2 separate regions of the Homo sapiens genome follow, and region 2 is linked to region 1. A link is an interaction called in ENCODE POLR2A ChIA-PET data of the cell type or tissue named here. Cell type or tissue: Panc1. All regions are shown on one strand. Each heading gives the region's core, and the rest is flanking DNA. Links, peaks and the distances in the headings are about the cores only.

Evidence for each region. ChIA-PET counts read pairs that join two places held together with the same protein. Peaks named below come from ENCODE experiments on the same cell type or tissue, not always from the same donor. Only the 100,000 strongest peaks of a DNase experiment are listed, where the experiment ranks them.
Region 2: POLR2A ChIA-PET joins it to region 1 with 7 read pairs; 2 of 35 experiments call an interaction of 5 or more read pairs at or near these places.

What each region holds. Positions count from the first base shown.
Region 1 is chr5:78,967,122-78,975,398 of GRCh38, forward strand. It overlaps ARSB (arylsulfatase B), which reads right to left. Exons shown (of 8, transcript NM_000046.5): 2 at 1,885-2,071. Among named protein-coding and RNA genes, the nearest start is that of ARSB, 14 kb to the right of the region's middle. RefSeq lists enhancers at 7,512-8,031, 8,032-8,277. In Panc1, for the core only: no CTCF peak of the experiment used is centred there; no DNase peak of the experiment used is centred there.
Region 2 is chr5:79,168,710-79,176,986 of GRCh38, forward strand. It overlaps the pseudogene RNY3P1. Among named protein-coding and RNA genes, the nearest start is that of BHMT, 61 kb to the left of the region's middle. In Panc1, for the core only: no CTCF peak of the experiment used is centred there; a DNase peak (open chromatin) is centred at 5,357.

The sequences.
Region 1 (8,277 bases), core at 1,023-6,022:
TTTGGTGCTCTGGCCCTAGCTTGAACAGAAGAAAATACCTCAAAACATCTACAAGAAAACCACCTAACGTATTATTAAAATGACATTTTTAAAGATGTTGTCCACCTTACCTTCTCCTTCTCCCAAAGGAGAAATTTCTGTCAGGCCTAAGAGCCAGAAAATGCTTTTGCTTTTCCTGAACATCTGGTTTCCATTTATCTTGTAAATAATGTAACTCTTATAGTCTTTTCCTTTCTTTCTCCCTCTTCGGACAAATAAATTTCAAATCTCAGGCTGGGCGCGGTGGCTCACACCTGTAATCCCAGCACTTTGGGAGGCCAAGATGGGTGGGTCACGAGGTCAGGAGTTCGAGACCAGCCTGACCAACATGGTGAAACCCTATCTCTACTAAAAATATAAAAATTAGCTGAGCGTGGTGGCACACACCTATAATCCCAGCTACTCAGGAGGCTGAGGCAGGAGAACTGCTTGAACCCGGGAGGCGGAGGTTGCAGTGAGCCGAGATCATGACACAGCACTCCAGCCTGGGCAACAGAGCGAGACTCCGTATATAAAAAAAAAAAAAAAAGAAATTTCAAATATCAGAGATGAATATGAAGACAGCCTAGAGCCATGCAACTTTTCTGTAATTTGATGCCATTAACCTATTCCATCTTTTTCTACTCATCCTGATTATTTAATCCTGTTTAAACTTTCTATGTTCAATATGTGTTCCTTTTTGGCTACGGAGGGTTGTAAATAAATAAATGAACAGATGGGAGGTAGGTAGGTAGCTAAATAGCTAAACAGATAGCTCACTATAAAAAGAACTTGAAAGAAAGATATATAGCTACTGGCAAGATACACAGGTTATTAATTCAGGCACAGGTTATTACAGGTTTAAAGAGGGCATATTTTAAAACAAACTCTAGGTTTCACATTTAGTTTCATAGGGCTATCAAGTTTATAAAATACTTATTATTATTTCTTATTATCCTTCTTATTACCATTTATTTGGCCTCCTCATTTTCCTTTGTTTTTTAAAACCTATCTTCCCCAACTTTGTGATTGCAAAAACAGATTTCACAGGTGGAAGAATGCCAATGGAAGAGTCTTCCCCCACCCCCTTCAAAAAAAAAGGAAAAATTGTGAATACATTCCACAGGGAGAAAAAAACACACCAAACCTTTGTGAAGGAAATATTCATTTTTTATTTTATTATTATTATTATTATTATTATTATTATTATTATTATTATTATTTTTGAGACAGAGTCTTGCTCTGTTGCCCAGGCTAGAGTGCAGTGGCATGATCTCGGCTCACTGCAAGCTCCACCTCCTGGGTTCATGCCCATTCTCCTGCCTCAGCCTCCTGAGTAGCTGGGACTATGGGCAAGTGCCACCATGCCCGGTTAATTTTTTTGTATTTTTAGTAGAGACAGAGTTTCACCGTGTTAGTCAGGATGGTCTCCATCTCCTGACCTCGTGATCCGCCTGCTTCGGCCTCCCAAAGTGCTGGGATTACAGGCGTGAGCCACCGCACCCAGCCTGGAAATATTCTTACATTAGGTTTTGCCAGGCATTAAAAAAATAAAAAATCAATCCATATCCCTTTTTGGTAATAAGGGTCTCTGAGAGTACAGCGGTCTCCAACGTGGATAGTAAACTCTTGCAAGGCCCTAAGGTGGCATTTAGAACTCCAACAAAGGTAATGGGTTTGCCCACCATAAGGTCAGCACAGAGCCCTGTTTACAGAGGTAACATTAGAAAGCAGCCCCATTACAGTGCCGACTGATTCACTCTGTGTTCAAATATCCAGTTCTTTCATTTGATTGCACTTGGGTGTGTTTTATGAGATGGCTGCAGTTAGTCTAAGTTGTTAAAGAAACATGTGCATTTCCATTACCAAAGTAGGTATCAAATCCTCGGCGGGTTGGAAGGCATTCTTTCCGGTACATTCCCAGGTGCCATTTTCCGACCATATGGGTAGTATAACCTGCTTCTTTTAGGAGCTGGGGCAGGAGTTTTTCATCCAGAGGAACACAGCTGGGCTGACAGGGCCAGATTATTTGGTGCTGTAAACCTGTACGGATCTTACAGAGATAAACATAAAATTATAGATTAATGACATTGAAATATTGTGAACAAGCAGATAAAATGGCCTTCTACCTTACTGATCATATCTGTTGACTTGGATGTTTAACTCTATTCCTGTACTGGCTTGAGGATATTTCTGAAAGGCAGAATTCTCTTATTCAAATGAAGTAGTGGACATAAACAGGATTTGAAAGACAAATAAAACCATTCCAACGAACAGATATTTTCAATATTTATCAAGGCACTATGTTAGAAACCATTAACTTGTTACTTTTTGCCTCAAAAAAAGTAGCAATAATATGTGGTGTGAATCTAACAAGAAAAAAGCGTTCCAATTTTGGGCACACAAGAAGTTGGTGTTTGATTAGAAGACACTTCTGTAATCTTCGAAAACTTGGTGATTTTTTTACAAGTGGTTTTGTTTTTGTTTTTGTTTTGAGATGGAGTTTCACTCTTGTTGCCCAGGCTGGAGTGCAATGGCGCAATCTTGGCTCATTGCAACCTCCACCTCCCAGGTTCAAGTGATTCTCCTGCCTCAGCCTCCTGAGTAGCTGGGATTACAGGCGCCCACCACCATACCTAACTAATTTATTTGTATTTTTAGTAGAGACGGGGTTTCACCATGTTGGCCAGGCTGGTCTCGAACTCCTGACCTCAGGTGATCTGCCTGCCTTGGCCTCCCAATGTGTTGGGATTACAGGCTTAAGCCACCGTGCCTGGCTGAGTTATTTAACAGTATAATAAAACGATTATTGCATTTTTTATTCTACTTTATGTAAATCATTATCTCAAAAGAGAGTGTTCAACTTTTTCTTATAAAAAGCGGCCATCTGACTGCTGCTTGGGAGTGGCTCACACAAGTATGCCCAGGGCATAAGGTCCATACAGCAACTAAACTTTAAGCAATGACCACTTCTTAACTTTTGGTGTAATATTGAGTAGAATACCCACAATTATATGAAAAGGATATTAAAATAGCCCTCCCTTTTCCAACTACACATCTTTGTGGGGCCAGATTTTTCTTCAACTTTTACTAAAAATAATATATCATAACAGGTTAAATGCAGAAGCAGATACAACAACCTAGCAAACTTCTATTAGTAGAAAAGATGTACAAAAAATATAAAACAATGCCATTCTTCTCACTTAACTATTTGGTTTTGAAAAATAGAGCTTTTTTCATAAGTTATTTATGTTAATATAGTGGGTTTATTACTATTTTTCATTGAATAAAAAAATTTATAATTTGTTTTAACTTATGGGGCAAATTTTGAATGGTAACAACCCATTTAAATCTATGCTCCCTGGGGTCCTCAATAATTTTTAAGCAAGTGCAAAACCCTAAGACCAAAAAGTTTGAGAACTGATACTCTAATGTCCAACAGTGATCATTGCCATGAGGAAAAGTAAAGAAGGAGAGGGAGACAGTGACAGAGGTGGCACTTGTGATAGAGTGGCAAAAGAAAGCTTCTCTGGGCCAGGCGGGGTGGCTTATCCCTACAATCCCAACACTTTGGGAGGCTAAGGCAGGAGGCTAGCTTGACTCCAGGAATTCCAGACCAGCCTGGGCAACATGCCATGATCTCATCTCTACTAAAAATAAAAATAGAAAAAATTAGCAAGGCATGGTGGCCTGTGCCTGTAGTCCCAGCTACCAAGGAGACTGAGGTGGGAGGATCACTTGAGCCTGGGAGGTCGAGGCTGCAGTGAGCTGTGATCATACCACTGCACTGCACTCCAGCCTGGGCAACAGAGCAAGACCCTGTCTCAAAAAGAGAAAGAAAGAAAGAAACCTTTTCTGAAGAGGAGATATTTGAGCAGTGACCAGAATAAAGTGAGGCAGTGAGACTTGGAGAAATCCGGGGTAAGAGCAATCCAGACCTAAGGAATAAAAACTTCAAAGGCCCTGAGACCTGAGCTTACTAGACAAGTTCAAAAGGCCCGCCCAGAACCCAGTTTGGCCCTGTCACAGCTCTTGTGCTGGTGGGTGCCACTGTAGCCCCTGCTGCGGCATGACAGGGTATCCCTCCTTGTCTACCCAGTCCCACCCTTCCCTAAAACTTAACACCTCCTGCCTCCTTGTCCTGGCTTAGCCAGGGAGATGCTCTTCTTTGTAGAAAGTGGGACTGGGGTCTCAAATTCAACTCTGCACCAGACACCAGCCTTCCCCAGCCCTGGGAGCTCTTGATTTATAGAATAAACAGGCTCTGGGGACACAGGAGGTAAGAGTGCCAGTTCTCAACCCAGGCCACGGCTGGTCCCTTCATCAGCTATAAGGTGGAGAGCAAGAAACTTGTTGCTAACAAATGATTTTTATAAGTGTTTGTGAGTATTTTATTTGCCTTATAATTTAAAGTGGAATAGCATAAGGCTCAGAGGATTAAATCCCATCCTGGCTTTATCACTTATGAGCTTTGTAACCCCGGGCAGTAACTTCATTCAGTAACTCACTAACTTCAATAACTTTAGTAAGTTAGGAATTGCACCTGCTATTGCTTTACTGCATGATCTCTTTCCACATCCTCCTAAAAGAACCACATGGAATATCTTAAGTGTTAAGTTAAAGTGGGTTTATCTTGAGGATGATAGTTAAGTTCACTATCTTGATGTGGTGATGGTTTCACAGGTATATACCTATCAAAGTTTATCGAATTGTATACTTGAAGTGTGTACAGTTCATTGTATGTCAATCATATCTCAATAAAACTGTTTAAAAATAAAAGTGAGTTTAAGTTTCCTACTGAGATTGTTATGCCTCTCCTAGAAATAATTAGACACCTATCTACATTGGGAGATGTGTCAGATACCTTCTGTTTGCCCTTCAAATCCACGCTGCTTTCTCAGTCCTGCTCTCTGCCCTAGGAGGCTGACCTATGAGGATCAAGTCAAAGGACACTTGTCTTCAGGTTTCTGATTGGGCTTAGCCAATGGGGAGCCCTGGCAGGAGTGAGAGGGAAAGAGGAGAGTGCATGGCCTCACCTGACACGCTGCTTAGCCTGGCTACATGAGTCTCTCTACCAAAGGTCACTCTGGAAGCAGACTTCTTTCTCTATCTGCCTCTCTCCTTCTAGGTTCTGGTAATTGGCCCTTCCTTTCTTCTCTTCTGGTCTAGGAGTAGTAACAGCTCCACTGGATTACTACACTATCCCTAGCATTTTGCCCCACACATTCACACCTTTTAAAATGGTCCCTTTGTAAATAAACCCTCCCTAATTTGAATGTGCCACCTCTTTCCAGCTGGGACCCTGAATGATAAGGATGTTATAATATCCAGGCTGGGAAAGGGAAGCATTCCTCTTAGCACATTTGCACGCATACGTACACACACACACACACACACACACACACCCCAAATCAAAGTATTCTTTCCATGGTTAACTCTGGAAGCTTACTGAAGAGAAAATTGACCCTAGGACTCAAAAACTTCATAGCATATAGTATGCTAATTGGCAACCAGGCAGGATAAGTAAAGATAATATTTTATGGAATCCAAAAGCCCCAGTGGAGATAAATGCTCTGCGAAAATTCCCTTAAATGGAAAGCTCATCCATCACATGCAGAGAATTAATTCTGATTGCTAGAAAGCACTGCCAAGAGATGTTGTGTGATTTGGTTTTCCTAAGCCGTGGGCACCAAGCCAGGTGGTCAGCTGAAGCCTTCCTCCATTACTGACAATCATATGGAGCAGGGAATGTGTTCTTTTCAGTTCCTGAGAATTTATTTGACAGAGCATTTTTATGGCATTATTGGGAAGCAGAAGCCAAACCCTGGATGACATCCAAAAACATGTTTTCGGTCTGTTCAAACACTATCTGAAGGAAGGAAGCTGTAATGTGTAGAGAAGCAGTAAACAGGCAAATGCCGAACTGGTTCCAACCCAGCACTTCAGCACAGAACTACAGAGCCACGCCATGCTGCAAGGGGCAGGAAGGCAACCGGGCACCAATAGGAATCAAAAGAAAAAAATAAGGGTGCCCTGATAAACACAACAGAATATAAAACAATTTCATTCTAACACCCATCTGCAATGTCCAAAGAAGTGTGTGTGAATGGAGAAGGTTCTACATGTAATATACGAAAGTCCAAGGGGTTACTTCCCTATCTACCATGTGTGGCTGTCTCCTCTTCATTAAACCAAATCTTCTCTCAAAAAACAACTTCTCCTAAGATTTTACTTGACCATCAAAAATCCTCTCCACAAAGGCAAAAGGTCTGCAAATCCAGTGGAGGACCTGGCTTGTTCTAGGCTCTTTCTGTGACATAACTGAGAGATCCTTATTTACATATTGGTTGCACGTAACAATTTATTTGGTCCAGTGTGTTATTCTGTCTTCTGCACACCTAGGAGTTCCTTGCAGTATAGTCTCATGAGCTTAAAGGAGAAAATCCAATCTCTTGCTGGGGGAGAGGAAGATGGCAGCTCCCATATCAGAATCTCTTTCAACTCCCCTTTCAGAGGTCCAGACAGTCAATTGATTAGTTATCTATATGGGAGTTCAGAGCACAATATTTCAGCTACACTCAAACTCTCCCAAGAGCGAAGCAAACCACTGCTGCACAGAAGGCGATAGATGCTCTTTCTCTCCTCACCTCAACAGTGTTGAGATAATATCCCGTTGAACAGAAGGGAGGTTCTGTCCAGTCAGTCTGGTCTGAGCAAAATGAACTCATATCCTCATGTGCCCACATATGTGTGCAATACCTCCTGCTGCAGTACTTAAAAATTCAGAAAAATGGGCCACTCTACCCCTCCACCTTATACACCAGAGAGCCTATGGGAAGCTTCATGATCAGAACGCAATCACAGAACATGCTGGTGGCAAAGCAGGAGTTCAGAATTTCTAGCCTGTGCCTCGGCCAGTACACAGCAGGTTTTAATCACGGTCAAGTAACACTTGTGCCACCTTAGGGTTTATTCCTGGAGATGCCCAAAGAACAAATGGATAGTGGAAAATCTGCTCCCTCCCCACAGAAGCCATCTGAAAAGCAGTCAGCTGCCCATGCTGCTGAAGCCAAGAGCCTACAGACACGCATTATGTGTGCTAGGGGCCTGGCTTTGCCATCTGGCTTGGCCCTTCAGGACTCGGGCTGCAGAACTGGCCCGTGTCACTGACAGTTTTAAGAGTCTATTTATTTTGGTGTTGATTAGTGAAGAGTGCAAATCTCTGACTAAACCCACAAAGGGATGTTGTTTGTAAAAAAGAATAAACAAGTCAGAAAGGGTTTCAGTGCCTCCCTCTGTTTAAATTATAATTCCAAAGAAAGCCCAAATGGAAAAGGAAGGAAAATATGAAGAAAGCTGAGGGAAAGGAATCTCTCAAAAGGTGATATGATTAAGGAAACGCAAACAAAAGATAATGACCAGAGAGCAACAGCTTATGCTCAAAGTGATTCCTGAAATGACAAACCTCGTAAATCAAGCAACCAGAAAATCCTCTAACTCCACTGGTCATATTCCACTTAGCTCCAAACTTATTTCCTTATTTCCTCATTTGCAATTTCCTGGCAGGTAAAAGATATAAAATCTGGAATTGTTTCTTTAAAATAGCTGCAATGTTTGCAGAATGAGGCCTCCGCACTCCCCTTCCCTCCTGGGAAAATGTCTCTTGGATTTGGCTAGGCTTAGGAAGGACACCTGGCTTTAGCAAACCCATGAAAGTCACCCCAGGGCTCTGCTGTGCTTTAGTGAGGCCATCTTGCTTGTCCCTATGGAGCTAATGCATCCTTTGTTTCTCCCCCTAAAGGAGCACAGAAATAAAGACACTGTTTTCTCTTAGGAGGCACCCATGGTCTCAAGGCTACATGGTCCTCTGACAGCTCCCTCCTCCTGTGCCTTTGCCAGGGGATCCTAGGAGCGCCCACCTTGAGACATGCACTTTCCCCAATCCCTGCACCCTGTAAACATTTCTTCCAGCTCTGCACTCTCCTGTGCCCCACTTCTGAACCTCAAAGTCCAGGGAGAGGCGACCACTGGCAGGAGTCCACTGAGAGGCCAGCAGGCGAGGAGCAGGCAGGACAGTGAGGGCGAGGAGGACAAGAAGCAGGAAAGGGAGGGCATGCTCAGGCAGAGCGCCTGCACCACCATGCCCTCTTCTGCCTGCAGCATGCATCTTTCCTGCTCACCTTCTTGAAGCAAACTTGAAGCAAAAGTCAAAAATTACCCACGATGCTCCAGCACAGCCTCCTTCCTATATTTCCTGTC
Region 2 (8,277 bases), core at 2,246-7,245, 200 kb after region 1:
CTGCTACTCAAGAGGCTGAGGCAGGAGAATAGCTTGAACCTGGGAGGTGAAGGTTGCAGTGAGCCAACATGGCACCACTGTACTCCAGCCTGGGTGACCGAGCAAGACTCCATCTCAAAAAATAAAATAAGATAAAAAATGAAGTAAATTTGAAAGATTACATTTCAAAGGAATGTGAACACCTTGACATAGAATAAATACCTTTAACTTACTAAAAGACAATAGGGGTGATTAATTAGATTGCTTAATCAGATTAATTCAGTCTTCATGCAAGAAACATCTTCAAACTGCTTTAGATCGAAAGGACATCTTCCATCATCTTAACCGGTTTGTTTGCCAACATAGGATTTAATTTTCTGTGTAGGCCTCTGCATTTTACCTATCCTTCTCTCCATGCATACTATCTGCCTCCCAAGCAGACAGCTAAATTTGATTTTTCCTAAATATTCAAAAAAATATCTTTCAGGCTGGACATAGTGGCTCATGCCTGTAATCCCAGCACTTTGGGAGGCCAAAGCGAGTGAATTGCTTGAGGTCAGGAGTTCGAGACCAGCCTAGGCAACACAGCAAGAGCCCATCTCTACGAAAAAAATAAAAAAAGAATTAGCTGGGTGTGGTGATGTGCACCTGCGGTCCCAGCTACACAGGAAGCTGAGGCAGAGGATTTCTTGAGCCAAAGAGGTCAAGGTTGCAGTGAGCCATGTTCACGTCACTGCACTCCAGCCTAGGTGACAAAGCGAAACCCTGTTTCCCCTGCACCACCCGCCACTTGCAAAACACACACACACACACACACACACACACACACACACACCAAAAACTTTCATGTCTTTTCAGTTAACTTTTAAACAAGCCCAGCAGGATTGAATTATGTGGTATAATTTTAGGGACATTTCTGCCCAGGTTCATGAGTTTATCCACCTGCTCTAAAACCTGAAAGACCTTGATCAGGAATCAAAGTGATATATGCTGTACTTGGAGACAAAGCTTAAAAGACACATCCTCAAAGGAAAGCAAAAACATTTATTTAAATTCATTATAAAATATTATCTTCCCAGGTGCTCTATTCAATTTCTTCATCACCATCCACACAGAGAGGACTCACAAATTTATATCTCCAGTGCAAGGCTCTGTGTCCTCAGGTTTCAAACTCGATTATACAACTCACAACTTGCCTTGTCCTCCTGGGATTCTCAAAGCCATCCAAACTTAACATGAGTTCATGCTCTCCCCACTCCCCACACTCACTGATACTCCTAACTTGGTTTCTATGGTCCCGTATCCCAGTGAGCTAGTCATCTGGTTGAACAAGCCTGAAAGGCAGAAGTCATCCATGACAGCTCTCTCTCTCCTCCATGCCCACACCATCCCTCAATTCTGTCAGAACTCTCCAGTGTCTTCCATCTTCTCCATATCATTCAGCCAAACTTTGTCTAATTTAATAACCTCCTAACCAGTCTATCTAGAGCCCTTCTAACCCCAGCCACACCTATATAACATATTAGAGCAAAAGCTCATGTTTTTCAAAGGTTAGTCAAGTGAAGCAGTGGGAGTGGAGAAGGAACAAAGAAATCTGTAACTGGTTGTGATCAATTAGTTGTAAACACCACTGCACTCAGACCAGCTGCAAAATTTGTTGTTGTTGTTGTTGTTTTGAGATGGAGTTTCACTCTTGTTGCCCAGGCTGGAGTGCAATGGCGCAGTCTTGGCTCATTGCAACTTCCAATTCCCGGGTTCAAGCAGTCCTCCTGTGTCAGCCTCCCAAGTAGCTGGAAGTATAGGTGCCCGCCACCATGCCTGGCTAATTTTTGTATTTTTAATAGAGACAGGGTTTCACCATGTTGGCCAGGCTGGTCTCGAACTCCTGACCTCAGGTGATCTCCCTGCCTCGGCCTCCCAGAGTGCTGGGATTACAGGCGTGGGCCACCGCACCCGGCCTGCAAAATTTTTAATACATATTATACTCCTTGACCTCCACTATCACAGAAACTTTGCTATATACTGTTTTCTTGACTTAAAACACTATTCCCTCCTTAATAACTCCAACTCCTCCACATTTCTGCTCAAGCATCAGTTTCCCAGAGAAGCTTTTATTGGCTTTTATCACCAGGTCAAATTCCTATCTCCTAGTACTTTGTACAGTCCTTCATAGTGCTCATCAAGTTGGAATCTGACACATATATATGTGTTATTATATCATCTCCCTCACTAGTCTAAGCCATAAAGTCATGGATCATGTGCAGTTTTTTTTCTCCCCACTGCATCCAAACACCTAGCATAGTGTCTGGTACATAGAAGTGGTCAAAAAATATTTACTGAGTAAATAAATGCATAAGTTAAAATATAAATAACCAACATAAAATCCTTTTCCAAGAATAAGTTTTTATGACAGATATCAACCAGCAGAAAAATAAAACATTTTCTAGAATGAAAGAACATATGAAAAATGCCTGGCAGATAATAGGTTCACAATTTTGTAAAAATTCATCTGCTTTATGATTTTCATAGAGCCAATATCTGCAACCTGCCTTTCTATGTATTTATGGAGAGCAGGACCAAAGCAACGTAATTTGCTGCTAGGATGCCAGTACTAAAGTGTTTCTTTTTGTCTGTTCCTGCTTCCTGAACATATTTTGCTTTGTGTAAATTTACTATGACCACACAAAACATATCAGACAAAATGAAAGACAGAGTTGCAAGAATTTCCAACTTGTTAGTTGGGTAGGATGCCTTGGAAAACAAAGTACAGGGCTTCCCACTATATATAACCAACTGTCTAGTCTTAAGGTGAAGATAAATAATATGTTCTAGGAGCTGGGCATGATGGCTCATATTTGTGATCCTAGGACTTTGGGAGGCCAAGGCAGGAGGATCGCTTTAGCCCAGGAGTTTGAGACCAGCCTGGGCAACATAGAGAGACTCAGTCTCTTAAAAAAAAAAAAAAGAATATCTTCTAGAAAAGGAATTATCTTTAAATACTGTACAGATAATTCAGGATTTCAAGTTTAGTTTCCACAGTGTGTGAGTGAGACACTCAAAGGGATAGAAGATGAAATGTTTAATCTGCGTGAGTTCGCTTAAGGACACATCCCAATAAGGAAAAGCTGTGGGGCGTATGATTGTTTTATAAAACAGTGCGAAGAGAATTGTTTGGCACTGTTTGCACATGACAGGCTCACAATTCATTTCTTTAAATATGAAGCCCCAAATCAACCCATCTAAAATTATGTTTCCTACCAAGATTGCTTAGTTACTACACATAGGAATGTGCATAGGCCTGGAGGCAGCACTCTCAGCTCTTCTGAGATAATCAGTTGCTCTTTTATTTACAAGAATCCTGGTCAAGACACTCCATTCCTGTCCCATTTCTCTGCCACTAATTGACTCTGTGGCTGTAACAGGGTCTCAGTTCTTCATGTGTAAATCAAGGAGATTGGATTTTTTTAAGTCCTTAAAGTTCCCTCCAGCTCCCAGTCCTTTGATTCAGGCCTGAATTCTAGCCAGTAGAGTATCAAGCCACCTACACGGTTTGTCGAGTTGCACGAGCATTTAATGAAGAGTTTCCCTACTCTTTGGAAGAGTCTGTTCATAGGAGAAATTTATGCCACCTTAATAAAATGAGCAGAGGAGAAACCTGTTATTTCCTCATAGGTGCATAAGCAGCCCCGAAATGGGAGCTGACTAGAGGGGTGGGCTGGGAGACAGGAGTCTGCAGGGTCAGGCTGCCATGAGGTTGATAGGGAAGTTTTGCCCCACTGGCCAGATTTCTCTTCACTATTGCTGCATGCAGGCTGCTGAGCTCACTGGTGTCACATTCCTCAGCCTTGATCCTCAGGACTCAACCAAAGAATATCAAGATTTCCACAGCACACTTGTCTTTTTTCTTTTAATGGAATGAATGATGCCATACATTTGTCATGTTTATAGAGCAGCCTTCCCTGCATTAAAACACACACACACACACACACACACACACACACACACACACACACATAGATATAGATATAGATATATCCCACTGGAGGCTTTTTATAAAAAAAACAAAACAAAAAACCCACAGATATATCTATTTTAGATAGATAGATAGATAGATAGATAGATAGATAGATAGATATAGATATATAGATATATTCTTCCAAGTAACACTCTGGCAGGATTATCCCACAACAGAAAGTGTCAAAGGCAAAGAGAAATGCCTATACAAGAAGAACTTTTTAAAATAGAAAGCATAGATTCAAACTGCCTCAATCACTGTGGGCTTCCTTCCCTGGCAGAGGAGAGACACTTCCTTCATTCCTTTCCAAATAAAGCACCTTGGCTCTATTCAAGGCTTTACTATGGGCAGGAAGACCAATGGCAACTTCTTGATCTATAGGAAAGTTTTATTTGTTCGACTGACCTACCAGAAAAATATTCTAAATTGAATTACTTTGCCATGTTTTATAGATGATACATAAATTGCCTTGCCCAGGATACTTTTTAAAAAAAAGTTACACAAAACAGAGCATGTCAAAATAATTTTCAAATATAATACCTATAAGATGGCTAAAATGTAGCAAAGTATAATTTGCCTAAGATTGTAATATTATAAATTGAGACATGTACTTGGCTATAATCTACATTTGTCATTTCTTGGACAAACTTTTGGTTAACTCTCTTCTAAATTACGTTTGCCTATGTGTCTTGAATTAAAAAATGGCTTTAATCGTAAATAAACATGAGAAAAAAGTATTTTTCTATTTCGAAAGCCCACAAGGCCGGGCGTGGTGGCTCACATCTGTAATCCCAGCACTTTGGGAAGCCGAGGCGGGTGGTTCACGAGGTCAGGAGTTCAAGACCAGTCTGGCCTATATAGTGAAATCCCGTCTCTACTAAAAATACAAAAAATTAGTCGGGCATGGTGGTGGGTGCCTATAATCCCAGCTACTTAGGATGCTGAGGCAGGAGAATCGCTTGAACCCAGGAGACAGAGGTTGCAGTGAGCGGAGATGACGCCACTGCACTCCAGCCTGGGTGACAGTGCAAGACTCTGTCTCAAAAAAAAAAAAGAAAGCCCACAATATGAACTCATTCTTTCAGTATCCAGTCCTACAACCTCACCTGGAGTATTTTTAGCCTAAGCCAATCTTTCAATATTTACTTTGTGTATGTAAATAACAATGTTCCTGTAAGTAGTGCTACTTACATTCTAAAAAAGCCTTGATTCTAATTGCCCTAGTGTTGTCATTCACGTCTTGAGGGTTCCAGCTCAAGTTTCCTGCGTGACTGGAGGCACCGCCCTCATTCTATTTGATTCATTATGAATAACACAAGGATAATGATGCCTGTAATTACTGACAGTTTGCCACCTTCTTTGAAGTTCCCAAAAGCAAAATGCTCCAAATGTATGCTCATAATTGTTTATTAGTTGGTCAGTTTACAAAGCCAATTTTTGTTTCCTCAAAATTAAATGGCATTTGTTCATTTTTAAAATTTGAGTGACAATGTTTCTAAGTTAAACCCAGGAGGCTGGGCTCAGTGGCTCATGCCTGTAATCCCAGCACTTTGGGAGGCCGAGGTGGGCAGATCACTTGAGGTCAGGAATTCAAGACCAGCCTGGCCAACATGGCGAAACATCGTCTCTACTAAAAACACAAAAATTAGCCAGGTGTGGTGGTGGGTGCCTGTAATCCCAGCTACACGGGAGGCTGAGGCAGGAGAATCGCTTCAACCCAGGAGACCAGGGGGTTGCAGTGAACCAGGATCGCAACACTGCACTCCAGCCTGGGTGACAGAGCTAGACTCTGTCTCAAAAAAAAAAAAACAAAAAAAAAACAAAACAAACCACAGTGTATATGCATGGATACATAAATTGAAAAGTACCATTATTAATGAAAAGTCAGCATGTAACAACTGTTGTTTTAGGATAATTATTACTAATGTTGAAAATAATCAAATCTCACCAAAGAAAAAGAGATTATTTTCCTTATAAGGCAGATTACGTGTCTCAGTGATAGTGATTCAAAAATAATCATTTCAAACTTCTTATCTTAAGATTTTTGAGGATCCAATGTCTAAAGGTCTCTCTGCTCCCTGGCCTTCTCATTTCCTACTATATTATAGATTAAATCTCCTAACATTGCTTTGAAAACCTTTGTCTGGCCTTCCTTCTGATTCTACTTTCCATTTTTTACATAGTAAATTTATTGACAGTTTGATACCTAAAGCTCCATGTCTATTTTAATCTGTCTCCATAGTAACAAAACCAGTGTTTAGTTACATTGGTTTAGTTACATTAAGAACACTGTAGCCAGGCACAGTGGCTCATGCCTGTAATCCCAGCACTTTGGGAGGTCGAGGCAGGGGGATCAACTGAGGTTGGGTGTTCGAGACCATCCTGACCAACATGGAGAAACCCCGTCTCTACTAAAAATACAAAATTAGCCGGGTGTGGTGGCACATGCCTGTAATCCCAGCTACTAGGGAGGCTGAGACAGGAGAATCTCTTGAACCTGGGAGGCGGAGGTTGCGGTGAGCGGAGATCGTGCCATTGCACTCCAGCCTGGGCAACAAGAGCAAAACTCTGTCTCAAAAAAAAAAACAAAAAAAACAACCACACACACACACACGCACACGCACACACTGTAAAACATTAGACCAAAGACAAAAACATAGCCAAGAAGAAACTGTTTTCTAGCACCTACTCTGAGTCAGTCTGGTACATTTGATCTAGATTCCATCATCAACATTTTTGTAACAGAATTAGCTGTGCCCTTTAAATCACCCCTCTTGGAGAAATGACATAAAGTTGATGGTAAAATTGTGCATTATCCTGAAGGACTGCTCAAGATGTAATGGTAAAGACAAATAATTGCCTAGACTAAAATCCAAAGGGAAGACAAATTATGGGATCAAGAGGAGCTTCCCATGACTTGAGCAAAACTATTACTTCCATCAAGGGAGCAATTCCCCTTCCCAGCAGGAAACTCACCGAAATTTCCCTGAGTCACTTGCGAACAATGTTGTTATAAATGTGACATGAACTCTCATCCACAATCATAATCCCATAATTTTTAATGTTAATTTTAAGCCCCCCATGATTATTTCATGGGCCTACAAGTTATCTGGATAAAGACGACAGACTCCAAATGATATTCAGCCAAGTGACAGTAATCCTGAAGAACCCTGCCTGGGACGGCTGACCACCACTGCATAGTTACTTACATGTTTACATGTCAGTTTCCCCAGAACCTATCATTATAATGTTCAGGTGTTGTAACACATCAAATATTACAACAGGAGAGACTGCCAAAGACTTAACGCATGCTACAAAGACACAATCTCCTTGGCAAATGATTCAGACAATTAAAATGACAATAACATCAACAAAGTTGGTAAACCAAACCTAGTGTTAAAAAAAAAAAAATGAAGCTTTACTGTATGGAAAAAGAAAAGATTCTGGCCTAGAATCACAGAACTCTATACAAAGTTGGAAAGTGCCTTAGAGGTCATCCAGTTCAGCTACCCACTTGATGAAGAAATCTATTCTACAAAGTTCTTGACAAGTGGTTATTCAGCCTCTCCTTGTTTATATCCAGCATCCCAATGCAAACTACCGCCACTGAGCCAAAATTTACTTTGCTGAAACTTGCACTCATTGACTCTGTTTTGTAGAGCTTTTAAATCAATTCTGCCACTCCCTTTACTAGTTTAGTTGGGTTTTTAAAAAATACATTATAATAATAATAGCAAGCATTTATTGAATACTTACTATATGCTAAGTATTGGACTGGGTGTTTTTATATGAACTATCTTATTTATTTAGTGATTATGAGCATAAACTCTGGAACCAGATTGTCTGAGTTAGAATTCCAACTCTGCCATTTATTAGCTGTAATCATTGGACAAGTCATTTAACCTGTCTATGCCTCAGTTCCTCAACAATACAAAATAGGGATAAACATAATAATAAGGTCTACCTAGTAGGATTATGAAAATTAAATGCCAGTGTATGTAAAGTGTTTAGAACAGTGCCTAGCATATGATAAAAACTGTAAAAATGTTGTTGTGCTGCTCATTGTTAGTATGATTATTATTATTTGAGACGGAGTCTTGCTCTGTCACCCAGACTGGAGTGCAGTGGCGCGATCTCAGCTCACTGCAACCCCTGCCTCCAGGGTTCAAGTGGTTCTCCTGCCTCAGCCTCCAGAGTAACTGGGACTAAAGGCATGCACCAGTACGCCTGGCTAATTTTTGTATTTTTAGTGGAGATGGGGTTTCACCACGTTGACCAGGCTG